Linked DNA regions of Mus musculus: region 2 is linked to region 1. A link is a loop called in an ENCODE intact Hi-C map of the cell type or tissue named here. Cell type or tissue: heart. All regions are shown on one strand.

Evidence for each region. Peaks named below come from ENCODE experiments on the same cell type or tissue, not always from the same donor. Only the 100,000 strongest peaks of a DNase experiment are listed, where the experiment ranks them.
Region 2: a loop joins it to region 1, with 2.2 times the contacts of the local background. A loop is called at or near these places in 3 of 42 quality-filtered maps.

Annotation. Positions count from the first base shown.
Region 1 is chr11:70,052,155-70,060,154 of GRCm38, reverse strand. It overlaps Asgr1 (asialoglycoprotein receptor 1), which reads right to left and starts at 5,800. Exons shown (of 9, transcript NM_009714.3): 1 at 5,667-5,800; 2 at 5,189-5,274; 3 at 4,042-4,158; 4 at 3,823-3,918; 5 at 3,670-3,741; 6 at 3,211-3,297; 7 at 2,972-3,123; 8 at 2,785-2,891; 9 at 2,260-2,668. The coding sequence starts at 5,255. The coding sequence ends at 2,512. In heart, a CTCF peak has its summit at 4,390 (motif pointing left); a DNase peak (open chromatin) is centred at 4,394; H3K4me3 peaks cover 645 bases; H3K27me3 peaks cover 2,736 bases.
Region 2 is chr11:70,305,134-70,313,133 of GRCm38, reverse strand. No RefSeq gene overlaps it. Among named protein-coding and RNA genes, the nearest start is that of Alox12e, 13 kb to the left of the region's middle. In heart, CTCF peaks have their summits at 3,378, 3,579 (motif pointing right) and 4,658 (motif pointing left); no DNase peak of the experiment used is centred here; H3K27me3 peaks cover 943 bases.

The sequences.
Region 1 (8,000 bases):
TGCTGAAAGTCTCAAAGTACACACCCACCCCAGCTCTATAGCCCTCCTCAGCCTGCCCCGCCCCAAATCTAAGCTACTCTTTACTCCTGTCAACTTTACATTCCAAAGCACAGTTGATTTCAGATAGTAAACAGGACTAAGGCAGTGTCTGGGGAGGATTAGGGCTTCCATACGGGCTGTCTGATGAGAATGCCTTATGGAGCAGAATGGCCACACTGGCCGTTATCATCAGCTGCAGAAGTGCCCCTGATGTAAGAAGGTTTGACTTACCTTTTTTTTTTTTTTTTCTACATCACAGTGGTGGAGACACAGCATGCATGAGGCCAATCCATTCTTTGGATTTTGAGTTTAGATCTTTTCCTGGGCAAGCACTACTATGCCACAGGATCCCTGCTCCAGTTTGCTTCTCTATTGTTGTCACCAGACGGTGACAGAGTCACAGCACACAGTCAGCCACACTATCAAGAGAGACAACAATGACCTCTATCACCTGCGGAGAGTAACTTCTAATGGTCAGTAGATTAGATGTATCGTAAATGCATGTGCCAGCCGGAGAGATGGCCGAGTCAGCAAAAGGCTTGCCACAGAAGGGTCAGAACCAATGAAAAATATTAATAATAACCTGAGCACAGCATTATCTGACAATAATCCCAGCAAAGGGAGGCAGAGACTGGGGGATCCCTGGGACTTGCCGGCCAGCCAGTCTAGCCAGATTCAGTGAGGGGCCCTGCCTCAAAAGATATAAGGTAGAGAGTAATGGAGAAAGACACTCAATATCAACCTATGGTCTCCACACATGACAACATGCAAGCACACACATACAACATGCATTTACAGCTTGCAATGAATTTATCAGACAAGATCATCCCGTGATAAATGATGAAGCATCCGCACGCTGCCGCCATGGAATTTTCCATTAGTTACTATTTAAGGGTTTTCTTTTTTCTTTTCTTTCTCTTCTGTGGTTATGTAGATGGGCTCAGACTGTATGGTTATCTTTCAGTTTGCATCTTTCACATAAGTTCTTTAAATTGTTTTTTTTTTTTTTAGAAAAAAAAAAGATTTTCTTCTTTTTGGTCTGTGAGCATGGATATGTCTGCACGAGTGTAGGTCATGCATTCAGGGGTGCCTTCAGGGGTGTCAGACCCCCCCCCATCTGGAGCTACAAGCTATTGAGGGCTGCCTGTTGTAGGTGCCAGGAACCCAACTTGGGACCTCTGGAAGAGCAATACACTTTCTTAACTGATTAGCTGTTTCTCTAGCCCATTTAAATATCATCAAAATGATCCACATACAGCAACTATTACTTCAAAGTAAGTGATTTGTATCATATACTGAAGACAATCTCCTTGTCAAGAGGCCCCAATGGGCAGCGTCACCAGCACAAGCCCACGGCAGCCCCATCAGGCAGGCAAGAGGAAGGGAGACCGCTGGAGACCGCTGGCTGCCTGTGGACAGGGGGAATAGTTCCCTCAACCTGAAGTGACAAATGTTTTTGACCGTGTCTTTTCACATTTCCATGTTGAGTTTTCCTCTTGAGACTTCATAGTTTTTCATAGTCCTGATATTAATTACTTGTTATAAATGCTTCAACTATTTCATCCAAGTCTGGCCTAGTGCTTGTTTCTAATTTTAGATGTCAGATTTGCCAATCTCTTCTGTAGAGGAAAAATATTATTTTCCTGCAGTGTATTTGTAAAAATATATACATATTATGTCATTTATATATATACATGTATATATACATATGACTATATATTGTATTTTCATGTTATTTATGAGCAAACATTTTGCCCTGTTTTGTTAGTAATTCATGTCTATAAGTTATCTGTAATTGCCCTCATTCCCACCCTTGGTTATACTAATATAACTTTGCATTCATGTGTCTGTGATCCTGAGCTGGGTATTCACTGCGTTTATTCAGTGTACAAAGCAGTTTCTGTTCGTTGTGATGAGTGTCGCAGGCCAGTGTGTTCCATTCCAAGTCTCTGATGCACTCAGCACAGGGGGGCTGCAGTTCCCTGGTGGTTGGTCCTGCCCCCAGCAGACAGAGGTCAAAAATCCTCCCATCTTCCAACTGAGACTTTAGGACAGAATAACTAGCTCACGTTGCTGTATCTGTCCACGGCGAAGCCAGGCTGCCAGCAGGCTGTGCTACCCAAAGTTCATTCTGTTTTCACAGCTCGGCTGCTGACCCGAAGCCTTCCTAACATGAGCCAACCCACACCTGCTTCCTAATCCCAATGACCAGACAGCTCATGAACTTTTATTTCTCTTCCTTTTACTCTAAAAAAAACAAGCTGACAGAAGAGAACTGCGCGCTGGGTTTCAATACGCACCCCTACCACCACCAGGCATCATACACCATTTCTCAAACACCATTCTTTACCGGTCCTTTAAAAATCCTACATGAGAGTTCCTGGAGATGGGGAGACCCTTAGGTAGGCTCTACCAGTTCTAAACCTCAGCAGCTCAAGGAATTAAGGATATAAATGAGGGGAAGGAAGGTTCCTAATTAGCCTTATCCAACTTTGTCTCACAGACCCAGCGGTAGGGCCTCCTGCAGACGTCGTCATTCCAGCGGCCATCCGTCGTGAAGTGGGCACAGTCCTCGCCTCCTCCAAGCCCATGTCCGTACCAGTTATCTGGCTGCTCTGGTCTCCAATTCCTAGAGACAGAAGATGGCTGTGAGCCCCGGGAGATCAGACTCTCAGTCATGTCGCCAGCCTTGAGACCCCCGGCCCAGGATGACACCAGCTACCCTGCCCGCAGACCCACACTCACTGGAAGCCTGTCTCGTAGTCTGTTCCATCCACCCATTTCCAGGGCCCGTTCTGGTCAGTTAGGCCAATCCAAGTGTTTAAGGGGCCCATGTGGCGCTGGAGGAAGTTCTGAGGAAAGAAGCAGACTTAGTGACCTCTCCTTTCCACCATCTAGCATCCCAGAAGAACCCAGCTCAGCGTGGCCTCACCTGCTCATCCCTGGAGGTCACCACCACCAGATGGGCATTTTCCAGCTGGCAGTACTTGTCAGCTTCAGTCCAAGGCCTCACAGAGCTGGAGAACCAGTAGCAGCTGCCTTCATACTCCACCCAGTTGATGGGGCAGCAGGTCCTTTCAGAGCCTGAGGTGAGGGAATGCAGGGTGAAGGGCTGAGCTGCTGCCAGGGTGGGGTGCTCAAGAAAGTGGGACTAGTACCCCCATCCCTCACCATTGCCCCGAAATGCAGCCATCTGGCAGCTCAAGCTTCGCACGTCAGACACTAACTGCTTCACGTGCAGTAGCAAACTGGAGTGATCTGGGGGCCGGGGGGATGGGGATGGGGGGGAGTGGCAGAGGACAGGAGGAGGCAGAGAGAAGAGGGGAGGAAGAAGGAAGAAATGAGGTGAGTGTGAACACTGGAGAACAACCAATCATCACAGGCTCCCTAGCCAAAACTTTGATCTAGGCTGCGAGATTTGGCCCCATGTCAGACCCCTCCCCCCACCTGACCTCCCCCTCCTCTCTCTCTCTCACCCTCACCCTCTCCCTTCCCTCTTTCTCCCCCTAACCTCTTACCCTTTGCCCCTCATTCCCTCTTCCTCCCCCCTCTCCCCTCCTTCCCTTCCCCCCTCACCCTCCCCTTCCCCTCCCCTCCCCCTTCCCTCCCCCCCCCCCGCCCCATCCTCACCTTCAGTCAGATCCTTCTGCTGTTTTTCCAGCTTCGACTCCACTAACTTCATCTTTCTTCCCACACTACTTCCTAGAGGATAAACTTGTTCAAAGTCCTGACAACCCCACCACCCCTCACCCAGACCCAGGCCCCAGACCCAGTCCCCCTCACCCTGGGTGCTCAGGGCCTTGACCTGGTCCTCAGTGCTCACAGTGAGGTTGCTGAAATTCTGCCTTAGAGCCAGCAGATCTTCCCGGAGTTGGGAATCTAAGCAAGAGAGGATGTGGGTAGAGAAAAATAAGTTGTCTGTGTCCACCAACCACCGCACCCACCGCTTGCTCACACACACCCGAAGTTGCCCCCTTTCTCTGCCCAGCCCTGGCCACCCACTTTGGGATGTGATCACACAGACAACCACCAGCAACAGAATGCTGAGGCTCGAGGAGAGCAGGAGGAGGCGGGATCCAGAGCAGAGTCGCTGCAAGAGCCGTGGAGTGGGAGGCGGCCCTGCAAGAGAGCGTATCAAGAGTTCACTACCTGGGCCAACCTAAATCCCGAGGTATTAGGAAGAGCGCAAACTAAGCTCTCCAGTAGACTAAGAGGGGCCGTATAGATTAAGAAATGTGGGCCGTGGACAACCCTGCAGGACCTAAAGATAGGGAAGAAAGGGGGTTATCAGAAGTGCAAAGCTTTGACCTGCCCTAGCATTCCCGAAGCCCTGGACCTCTGCTGCCACCCTGTGGCATAATATTGTCATTACAGACGATGAACCACGCCTGGGGAGTCATTGCTCCACCAAAGTGTGGGAAGGGTGGGTTTCCTCCTCTTTCCGTGAATCCTGTGCGTCTTTGGTTGCATGCAAGGAGAAAAGGTGAGCCTCTCCCACCAAGGGAGAAAATGACACTCAGTCCTGTCGGTTGGCCTGCGGGCTTTCCCTCCTGCCCCCCCCCCCCCGCCCCGTTTCCCCTCCTGTGCTCCTTCCTGCATAAAAGCACACTGCCCACCTGGGATACCTCAAGAGCTCTGTATTTGTTTGTACAGGCACACGACAGTCCCTGCTCAGAGGACAAAGTAGGGAGAGCAGATGCTTCATCTTTCATCCGTGCTGAGACCCTCAGCCCCCTCTCCAAGGGTCCCTTAAGTCAAACTGATCCTGATCACCTCCCATCCCCACCTCCACCTCCACATACACACTGTTGAAACTGAAGAAGAAAGGGACCTAACTTCAGACGGGGCTGACAATAAGCTCATGCCCCCGACCTTCAGTAGGCCCCACACCTTGGAGCCACCCTCTGCCTGGGGTCTTGAGAAATGGGTAACATTGGGAGGAAGCTTGGACATCTGTCACTGAGGATGCCAACACTATGCCCTGTACCCTATGTCCCAGCAAGAGTGATGCAGCCACTGTTTTCTGAGTGTATGGAACAGAGCTAGGGATCTCCACAGGACACAGGAGCTGAGTCGGAGGGACAGAGCCACTGATGTTCTCCTCCAGAGGGGAGAACCCCTCGCCTCTCTGAAAGGGAGCACCTCTCACCTCTCCGGAGTTGATGATGGTCATTATCATTGTCCAGGTGCTGGAAATCTTGATAATCCTTTGTCATGATGGCACTGGATCCGGACCTAGGACAGCCAAATTTAGAGCCTTTAGAGCTGAGGCCGAGGCTAACAGACTCAGAGCTGGATGAAGTCCAGTTCCCTTTTACATCTGACTAGGTGGACATACTTTCTGTCTCCCCTAACCCTATCTGCTCCCAAGCCTGACATCCAAAAATCTATCCTCTAGCTGGACATGATGACACATGCTTTTAATCCCAGTATTCAGGAAGCAGAGTCTGGTGGATCTCTGTAGGTTCGAGGCCAGCCTGGTCTACAGAGTGCATTCCAGACTAACCAAGGCTACATTCTGTCTAAGAAAAATCTCTCCTCTCCCATTCACACACACTGCGCATGTGAACCCATACAGCCACTCTCTCTTGGCTGTCACCCATCCCTTCTCCTCCTGCTGTACTTACTGAAGGTCCCTCAGCACCACGAAGAGCCCAGGCTAAGGAGGGGGCTGAAGCCTGAAGAACCAGGTGAAGAGCCCTGGGCAATGGGAGGGGAGGGGACAGGGTCCATCCAGGGCCCATGTGTGTCCGAGCACGCTGAACCTGGCATCACCAACACCGGGACTTTGAACCATAAACAGAGGTAGGAGTAGACTTGGAACTGGGGAGGTATAGGGGAGGAAAGAAGGCATGGGTGACCTCTATTCTATTTCTCAGAAAAGGGGAGTCTACACACACACACACACACACACACACAGAGGCACACACATCTACGCATGCACTTCCGCATGTTCAATACTTGTTACCTTTTTGTGGGTGAGACAGGCCTTAAAAGGCTAGGGAACAGTTTGCTGCTTGCCCTCAGAGCCCTCCCCCTTTCGGTCCTGAATTTCCCAGAATTGTCCGTATCTCCAAATATCCCTGACCAGGATCAGAGGCACCAACTGATTCCCCGCTCTTGCCCAATCCTGCCCTGTGACCTCAGTGTTATAATTGCAAGCTGTAGATTCCTGGGGTCTCAGCTCCAGGCTCCTCAGCCCTAACCTGACTGACTCACTCTATGGTAGTCCTCCAAGCAGCGCAGTGGTAACAGGAGGAGCAGCTCCCCTCTAGGATCAGGGCCAAGAAATCACTGATTCTACCATATGCCCCAGGACTTCAACCTTTCTCATCCCCAGAGAACAACCCATTCTGCAGGCAAGAAAGCTGAGGCTCTGGAAGACAAGGGCTTCTCAAAGCCATACTACACAGAAGAGCACAGACTAACACCCGGGCAGCCCAACTCAGTGACCTGTGTGCTGCCTCCAGCACCTCACTCAGAATGGGATCCTTAGCTGTCCCACGCACCAGGTCCCCAAATCCCCAGAGAGGCTTAAACATGGCCCCTCATGGTCCTGAGAGCTTCAGAGAGGCCTGTCAGAACTCAGGCTTGGGACAAGAGCAATATTCAACATATAATCCTCCTCCTGTTAGGCTCCACAGTGAGGAGTGGCCTCTGTGGCCGTCTAGAGCCTGTGAGCTATTCAGGAAGGTGCCGCTTACATAAATCCAACTACTCTGTGCGTCCTTGCTTGTCTGTGTCCTAAAAATCCGCATGTTTACATGAACCGGGCTTGCTGCCAGCGATTTTGGTGAAAATTGGGCCATTAATTTAACACTCTCTGATTTTGCCACTTACAATCTAGTTTATTCTGGCAAGCAAACAGATACAGATCCAGTCTGAATAGTAGCTCTACTCATAGAGGTAGGGACTAGCAGGGGGCACCGAGCCTCTTGCTCTCTCAGTGCTAGAGAGACCTCAGCCCTAGCTTGTAAAACTGGAAAATGCTGTAAACTCAGGATTTTTGCATCTTTCTATTTGCATATTGTCCTGGAAGAAGGCATTTTGAAATACAGTTCATACCTGAGAGCCATGCCCTAAGCTCATGGATCAGAGAGCAGTACTGGACTAATGTTAACACACATGCTTGAATAAATGTTAAGTGTGGATTGTGGATGTATGAATGAGTGTGTGTGTAGTTTTTCATCCCTTTTCAATAGATTTCTATTTAGAGAGATACATTTTATAATATATATTATACATATACTATGTATAAGTATAATATATAACATATAACATAGTATATATACATATGTATATATATATCCCATTGGATATGTGTACCAGTCATTTACCACAAAGTAAGTACCCCACAACTTAGCAACTTAAACAATAAACACAGACCATCTCCACTGTAAAGGTTAAAGTGCGGCTTCGACCATTGGTTCTGACTCAGAATAATCTCTCCTGAGGACACAACCATGATCTCAGTCAGTGCTGTGTTTGTTGAAAGACTGGACTAAGGCTGGAAAATCAACTGCCAAAGTGACTCACTCATAGGACAGGCAAGTTACTGTGGGTTGCTGCTTAGACTCCTCTGTTCCTCACCACACAGGCCTGTCCACGAGGCTGCTTGAATGTCCTCCTGACATGACGGCAGTGGGCTTAGCACCACACAGCCCATCATTTCCATGCCGTCCTCTGGTCTCCCAGGTCAGCCCTCCTTATCATGGAAAAGAACCACACACAATGTAAGTCCCAGGAGGCGAGAAGCCCTGGGACCTTCGAGGGGCAAGTAATCCCATATCACGGGCTCAGAGATCTCTTACGGATAGAACTACATAATCAACATATTTAGAGACTGTGTGGCTATATTCCAGGGCCATGAAGAGTTGCAAGTTGGGCTGGAGGTGCCATGACTTGGCGGTAGAGAGTTTCCCTGGCATGCCCAAAACCTTGGGCCCAATCCCCAGGATTTC
Region 2 (8,000 bases), 250 kb before region 1:
GCACACAACTTGTGTATGCAACTGCATGCACACACAGACCTAAAACTATGAAATAGCTCCATGAAAACAGGAAAGCGTTCATGACATTGGTCTGTGCAAAGACTTCTGGGATATGATGCTGAAAGGTCATAAGGGCAACAGACATGAAGATGGGCAAACGGGATTACATCAAACCAGAGGAGATGTGAACTCACAACCCACAGGCTAGGGAAGTAGCTGCAGTCCTGGCCAGTTCAGCAGTACAGCTCAGCGATGTTGACTGTATTCGAGATGGTTGCAGTAAGTCTACAGAACCCTACAATCTTGCAAAAACGGAAATGGAACAGTGACATCCTTTCTCCTAGACCTGGGCATCATCATTTCCTATTCTTTTTGTGATTGGCTTATTTCACTTAGCAGAATGTCTTTGTGGAGTTTCTTCGGTGTTCATTTGTGTAGACAGATGTGAAAGTATTTCCTTCTTATAGATGTGGAATGATAATCCATTTGTGTGTTTATTACCAGTGAGTAGGATGGGGCTATTTGTTTGTTTTTTGTTTTCTGTTTTTTAGAGACAGGGTTTCTCTGTGTAGCCCTAGCTGTCCTGGAACTAACTCTATAGACCAGGCTGGCCTTGAACTCACAGAGATTCACCTGCCTCTGTCTTCCCAGTGCTAGAATTAAAGGCATGTGCCACCACTGCCTGGCAAGAATGGGATTCTTTTGCTCTATTTGGATGGAAACCTGGTGTTGGCAGTAAGTGGTTCATGCAGTGTTGGTAGCCCTGGGCCCTGGAGTGCTAGGCAGCTGGCAGACAGGCATATAGCACCAAATCCTGGAAACGAGAGACTCTGAATTCCAGGCATTAGAAACTAGAGGCTTACAATTCAAAATATTGAGCTTAGACATTTTCTGTTCTAGGCTCCAGTTACTAATGGCCTGGCATTTAACAGCCAGAGAGCTGTCGCTCCAAGCAGCCCCTTGGACAACTGTAGTCAAATGCAAGCATGGCGCTTCTTAGCTTTGCAGCCCTGGGTGAGACGTGGACGTTGAGATTTTCAGTTCCTTTTGCAGCTGGCATGTTGCCTTCCAGATCTAGGGTGCTGTGTCCTTGGCTCTTTACAGTGGCTAAAGTCTTGTTGTCAGCCCTGTGGCAATAGGGCCCTTGGCCCATGGTGATGGCTATGCTTGGTTGTCAAGTTGACTACATCTGGAATTAACTAAAACCCACTTGCTGGGTACAGCTGTGAGGATTTTTTTCCTTAATTAAATATTTTGTGGTGGAAAGATCCATCATTAGGGGCTGGAAAGATGGCTCAGCGGTTAAGAGTACTGGCTGCTCTTCCAGAGGTCCTGAGTTCAATTCCCAGCAACCACATGGTGGCTCCCAACCATCGGTAATGGGATCCAATGCCCTCTTCTGGTGTGTCTGAAGACAGCAACAGTGTACTTTCATGCATAAAATAAAAAACTATCTTTTAAAAAGATCCACCTTTAATCTGGGCCACACCTTCTGACGGTAGCCTATATGCAGTTCATGAGAAAGAAGCTTGCTCTTGGCCTGCTGGCTCTTGCTCTCACTGTCCAGTCCATTCCTTTACTGCCATTTGATCCTGTTTCTTTGGGATTTTGACATTCTGATGACCAGCTGAGACATTCAGCCCTGTAGACTGAACAACTACTGGATTCTTAGACCTTCAGTTGGTAAACAGCTATTGTTAGATTAGCTGGACCACAGCATGCATGCATATGTATGTGTGTGTATTATATGTATGTATATGTATATACATAAATGTGTATGAATATATGTGTGTATATGTGTGTGTGTGTATTCATTCTATAAGTTTTGTTCCTCTAGAGAACCCTGACTAATGCAGCAAATGATGCTTGGCTGCTTCCTAGACATTTTCCTGTGGCTAACACCCACAGTTTCCTCTCTCTGTCTCTTTACACATGTCTATATTTCTTCTTCCTTGTCTGTCTGTCCTCTTCTCCCTACCCTCTATTTCTGTTGTTCTTTGTTGTCTCCTTCCTTTGTCCCCTCTGTCATTTCTTTTTTTTTTTTTTTTTTTTTAAAGATTTATTTATTTATTATATGTAAGTACACTGTAGCTGTCTTCAGACACTCCAGAAGAGGGAGTCAGATCTTGTTACGGATGGTTGTGAGCCACCATGTGGTTGCTGGGATTTGAACTCTGGACCTTCGGAAGAGCAGTCGGGTGCTCTAACCCACTGAGCCATCTCACCAGCCCCCCTCTGTCATTTCTAATAAGCCCCAGTCTCTCACCATGAGATGCTTCATCCCCCTCTCACTGTTACTGACATTTGGGCTTTTTATTTATTTGCGTGTTTGCCTTTGTGCTATCAGCTCAATCCCCTCTACTTAAAAAGAAAACTGTGTAGGGTTCAAGCCTCATGGGCTTCCCCTATTTGCCTTGGCAAGTCCACTGATGTCCTTGCTCATGCTTAGGCAGGGACACCAGGGAGACTTTATGGGTGTTGCATTGACATAGGAGACACAGTCTCACAGCAAACTCCCTGATCCCCTGGTTCGTAATCCTTCAGGTACCTCTTCCACAATGATCTCTGAGCCTTAGGTGTCGGAGTGTGTTGTGAATGTATCCATTGGGACTGGGTTCCTCTGCATTGTGATTGGTTATGGTATTATGTAGTGACCTCTATTTGTTGCAAATATATATTTCTTCTTCATGAGTGGTAAGGACTAAACTTACCTTTGGGCATAAGAACAACCCTGCACAAAGATCTACAGACAACTAAGAAATACTAAGAGCAAGAGAAACACTTTTCTCCAGGGAAGAGCATACTAATTAATTGGTTATCCAATACCAAGTGGTCAAACCCTGAAAATAGACGTGTAACATTATATAGATTGTGGTGGCAGAAAGGCCAGAGGGAGCTGTGCAAGATGGGATGGCTAGAAATGTGCTTTGATGAGGGGGGAAGGCAGTTTCAGCAGCAAACAGCTGTAGTCTTAGTGTAGCTTTCTCCAGGCATCTGTGGCAGCCACAAGGGCGGTCCTGCCAGCTGCCAGAGAGGGGTTGTTTGTCTCTGCCACAGCCCACAGGTTGAGAACCATTGCTTTCCACGTTATCTCTGCTCTAGCCCGAGGAGAGGCGGGTCCCTCTGTTCTGTTCCATACAAAACACTATCTTTTCACCTGGTGAGGGACATCTGATTTGTTTCCACCTCGTGGCCATTGTGAATAATGCTACAACAAACATGGGTGCTTAAATAGCCTTTTGAGGTTCTATTTAATTTAATAGAATGTAAGTCCAGAAATGGATTGCTGGACTCTATGGGACTTCTACGTTTTTTTTCCAGATCTTTCGTTCTTTTATATTAGGCTCAAGAAAACTTTGGTAATCTTGATTAGATTACTTTGAGATGACTTTGAACAATTCTTCGCTCTGTCTATACCCTCTGCCAAGGCAGCATTTTACATAACTCTGGGGCGGGAACTCTGAGAGTTCGGGTGCAGTTCTGCAACATGACGGCCATTCACCTATGGAAAGAATTCCAAGTCCCAGGTCCATCATTCTGTTTCACCGAAAAATGTCATGTGTTGTTGTTCCCTAGATAACCTCTAGAGGGCGCTCTCTTTAAACACTAAACACTAACTCGGGTGGAGCGTGGGGTTTTGTGCTGCTTCTCTGCACCAAGTGGTTTCTATTTTTCTCTTTACAGGTGTAAGGAAAACAACGTAACAATCTCAAATGTCTAAAAAGCAAAAAAGAGTTAACACTAAATTATGAGTATTTTCCAACCTCCTTTCCCCCCTAGCAACAGAATTACTATGATTAAGGAAAAAAACAACAGCAACAAAAAATTATGTACATAGTTGTGATTCTTCTTAAAAATTTTTTTCTTGGAGTTTTACAAATATAAACAGATTTAAAGATTAGTATTCTTGTCTTAATTTAAAATGCTTCATTATGCTCATTCTTATTGTTTTATTTCCTGGTATTAACTTCAGTTTCCTATTTTTGTGCTTCAATTGTATTTCTTTGTCTAATTTTGGAAAAAAAAAAGCTCACCATCACTTGGGGTGAAACGTGGCTTGAATACAGTGTATCCAGGAGACAACTGAGTTCCCCTTTCCCCTCATGCGGCTGAAGTTTTTAATTTTCTGCAGTTTGTTTATTCATTATTCTTTGTGTAGATTGTGCTTTTTTGGTTGAAGTCTGAGAATTCTTTGACGATCTCTTTTGTTGTTGTTATTTGTGTTTTGGTTTTTCGAGACAGGGTTTCTCTGTGTAGCCCTGGCTTTCCTGAAACTCACTCTGTAGACCAGGCTGGCTCGAACTTTCAGAGACGTGTCTGGCTCTGCCTCCCAAGTGCTGGGATTAAAGGTGTTCACCACCAACACCCAGCCTGACTATCTCTTCATACTGACAATCTTTCCATTTTTTTTTCCTGAATGCTCCACAGATTCATATTTTAGACATTAGTCTAGTATGCATTCTAAGGTAATTTTTATACAAGGCATGAGGCAAGTTTCTTTTTCAGAACCCATAGATACCAAATTTTTAGAAACATGGCTTAGAAGTTAAGATCAGTGGTTGTTCATGCAGAGAGAGGACCTGGGTTTGATTCTCAGGACCCAAATGTTGGCTCACATCCATCTGTAACTCCAGTTGCAGGGGATCTGGCACCCTCTCCTGGCCACTATAGGCAGTGATGTATGAGGTACACAGACAAAAAAACACCATGTAAATAAAATAAAATAAAATAAAATAAAACAAAACATTACATCTTTTTTTTTTTTCCGGAGACGGCTGTGACATGGCTGTGTTGCTCTTTTTTTTTTTTGTTGTTGTTGTTTTTTTTTTTTTTTTGTTTTGTTTTATTACGTATTTTCTTCAATTACATTTCCAATGCTATCCCAAAAGTCCCCCCCCCCCCGCCACTCCCCTACCCACCCATTCCCATTTTTTGGCCCTGGCATTCCCCTGTACTGGGGCATATAACATTTGCCTGACCAATGGGCCTCTCTTTCCAGTGATGGCCGACTAGGTCATCTTTTGATACATATGCAGCTAGAGTCAAGAGCTCTGGCTGTGTTGCTCTTACACTGTTCCACTGCTCTGTGTATTCTTTCCTCCTTAGTCTTAATTCTGAGTACTATAGTTACGTAAGTCTCAAAAATGAGTAGACCGACCTTACCTATGACTTTATTCTTGTCAACTGCGTTAGCCGTTCTACTGTGGTTCCCTTTGTACAAACCTTTCAGACTAATCTTACTGATATGCACATTACTGTTGGAAATTGGAAATACATTGTATTAAAACTGTGCCTCTGTTGAGGAGGATTGAGGTTCTGACTAAGTCTTCAGTCATCAGGCATAGAATGCCGTATCACTTGTTCTCAGCTGCCTTACTGTCACGTTCTGTTAACTACTCCTCTGAGTGGTGCTGTATTTCAAACATTGGCATTCTTGTGCTTGTTGCAAACATACAGACGCATAACCTAATTTTGCATATTCTATGCACCCACAGGGGTGGGTGTCTCTGTGTGAGAGAGAGACATGCATGTGTGTGTTGTATTTATCTACATTGTGTGTGTATGCATGTGTGTCTGTGTTGCATGTATATGTGTAAGTGTGTCTGCTTAGAGACATATCTACTCTTTGTATTCCCTTGGATACCACTAGACCTCTGGTAATGGTGGTCCTAGGAACACAGGGAATGAGAAATGAGTGTCCTCAGACCTAGAAGTGACAAGAGCCAAGGGGTGGCTGACATCTGAAATAGAGGCAGTGGCAGATGCAGGACCAGTCTCAAGCCCCAGAGAATAGGTCTTTTCTAACTCAGATCTTCCAAGTGGCCATATCTCTGCTAAAATGAAATGTCTGCCTACTATAGTCAGAAGTGAGATGTTGGAGTCATGGTTACACTGCCAAGTCTATGTGGGAAGGGAGCCCCAGACTCTGGTGTGATGGTGACCCCGGGGAAGATGGTGTAAGCGGTGTCCTTCCTCCAGGGAACCGAATTCCGACAGTGGCTCTGATGGTGTAAGTGTATCAGAAGGTAATGTGAGTTTCTCCTCTGAGGCAAAACTGCAGGATCCAGGTAGCTCCCCTAACTCACTTTAAGCCTGTGACAACTGTTGGACTGTCCTCTGGCTATTAGTGTCACCTGTGCAGCAGGATCTGCTGGGCCTCCCTTGTCAAGCCCTTCCCTGTGATGTGAGCAGCGTCCTGCAGGGCTTAGTGCCAGTGTGGCTTACTGCATTGCCTAGGCTCCTGTCCAAGGTATCAGGGACTTGCAGAGTCCCTCTGTCTCCCCTTCCCACGCTCCCCTTCAGCCATGCAACTCCAACGCGTTCGTCACTCTTTCTTGTAGGAGCAGAGGCCAGCGCTGAAAGCTTCCATTTGACTATCTCCAAATTGATATTTTACTGTTAAAAAGGTCTTAAATATATAGTTTGAGAATTTAGGGTTTGTTTGCTACTAGGGTTGCTAGAGATGCTAGTGAGGAAGGGACCCTCAGGGTGGGGCTCTTTGTTGAGGTTTTCAAAGTCAAATTGCAAAAGGGAAACTGAACACAGGCAGCATGTTCATAAGGTGACGAGTGAACAGAGCTGGAAGCCTTCCTCCCAGATCACATGGTCAAATACACACACACACACACACACACACACACACACACACAAAACCAGGACAAGGACAGTAGGGGGAGGGGATGCCAGGGGACGAGTGTCGGTGACCTTTCCTGGAGCAAGAGAAGATTCCCGGAACTTGAGCATGCCTCTCCTTTGCTTCCTTGATGGTCTGACACTTCCTGTCGTCTCTGCAGTAGTTGAGTCACTTAGGACGGAAATTAGAATATAATGAACCTGGAGGTTATCTGCTGGCTGCTCTGGCAGTCACTTTAAAGCTACCCAGGGTTGAATAAGTCATCGAAAGAGGAACTCCTGGCCTTTGGGCATCCTGTCGTCAAACTCTAGGGTGAGGTTGAAATTTAGCTAGGTCATGTACACAGTTCACTGGTAACAATTCACAACATGTGGCGCTTTCACGGATAATTAAATCAAGGACATGTTTTTTTTAACCATCCCAAGAGCCATTGCATCGCTAGGGCCTAAGCAGTCACTCGTACCCTCCTCAAGTTAAGATGCAGGGTAAGACACATAACAGAAAAACAGCCATGGGGCTATGTAACAAAAGTATACACATGCACTGCAGTGCCTGCAGAGGCTAGAAGAGGGCATCAGAAACCCTGGAACTACAGTTGTAGATGGTTGTGAGCAGGTGGGTAATGGGACTCGAACGTGGGTCTTCTGAAAGAGCAATAAGTGCTTTTAACTGCTGAGTAATCTCTCCAGCCCCATCTGCCCTATTGCTTGGAGCTTCTATTATGCTAGCCTAGACACCAGACAGAAGCAACGAGCCTGAATATGACCTGGTGGGTTCAGCCTTGCTTTCTGTCTGTGTCTCCCTTTCTGCCACGGGACTCCAGTGGAGTCAGCTTGACAGATGAAAATCTGAAAGCTTTCTCATGAGGAAAGAGTTTCAAGGAAACTTACTCCTGGATCTTTGGCTATTCCCTTAACTCATAAAATTAATTTTCCAAATCCACATTAGCCTAGTGTATGGATCCACGTGCACTCTATATAGTATTACCTTATAGTAAATGACTTTTAAGATTAAATTCTAACATAGCTAAAGCCTTTTCCCAGTGTTCTTAGATTCCAGTTAGCAGCAAGGAGTTTAACCTATTCAGTAACTAATTAAGCACTACCATAAAACAATAAAGCACTAGCCATTAATTCAGTTGTCTGCAGAAAGAGTCTAAAATTCTCACTGAGATAAAAATTCATATTACAGACTACATCCCATGCCAAGAGCAAATTAGTATACTATACTGATAAATGGAAAGTCTCCAGACATAGATAATTTAACAAGGCCTAGAGAATTTTGGGGTCAGTGACACTACATTATTCTTGAGGCGTGTCAAGAGTTAACAACCCTGGTGCTATTAATACTAAGTGTAAAACTCTTG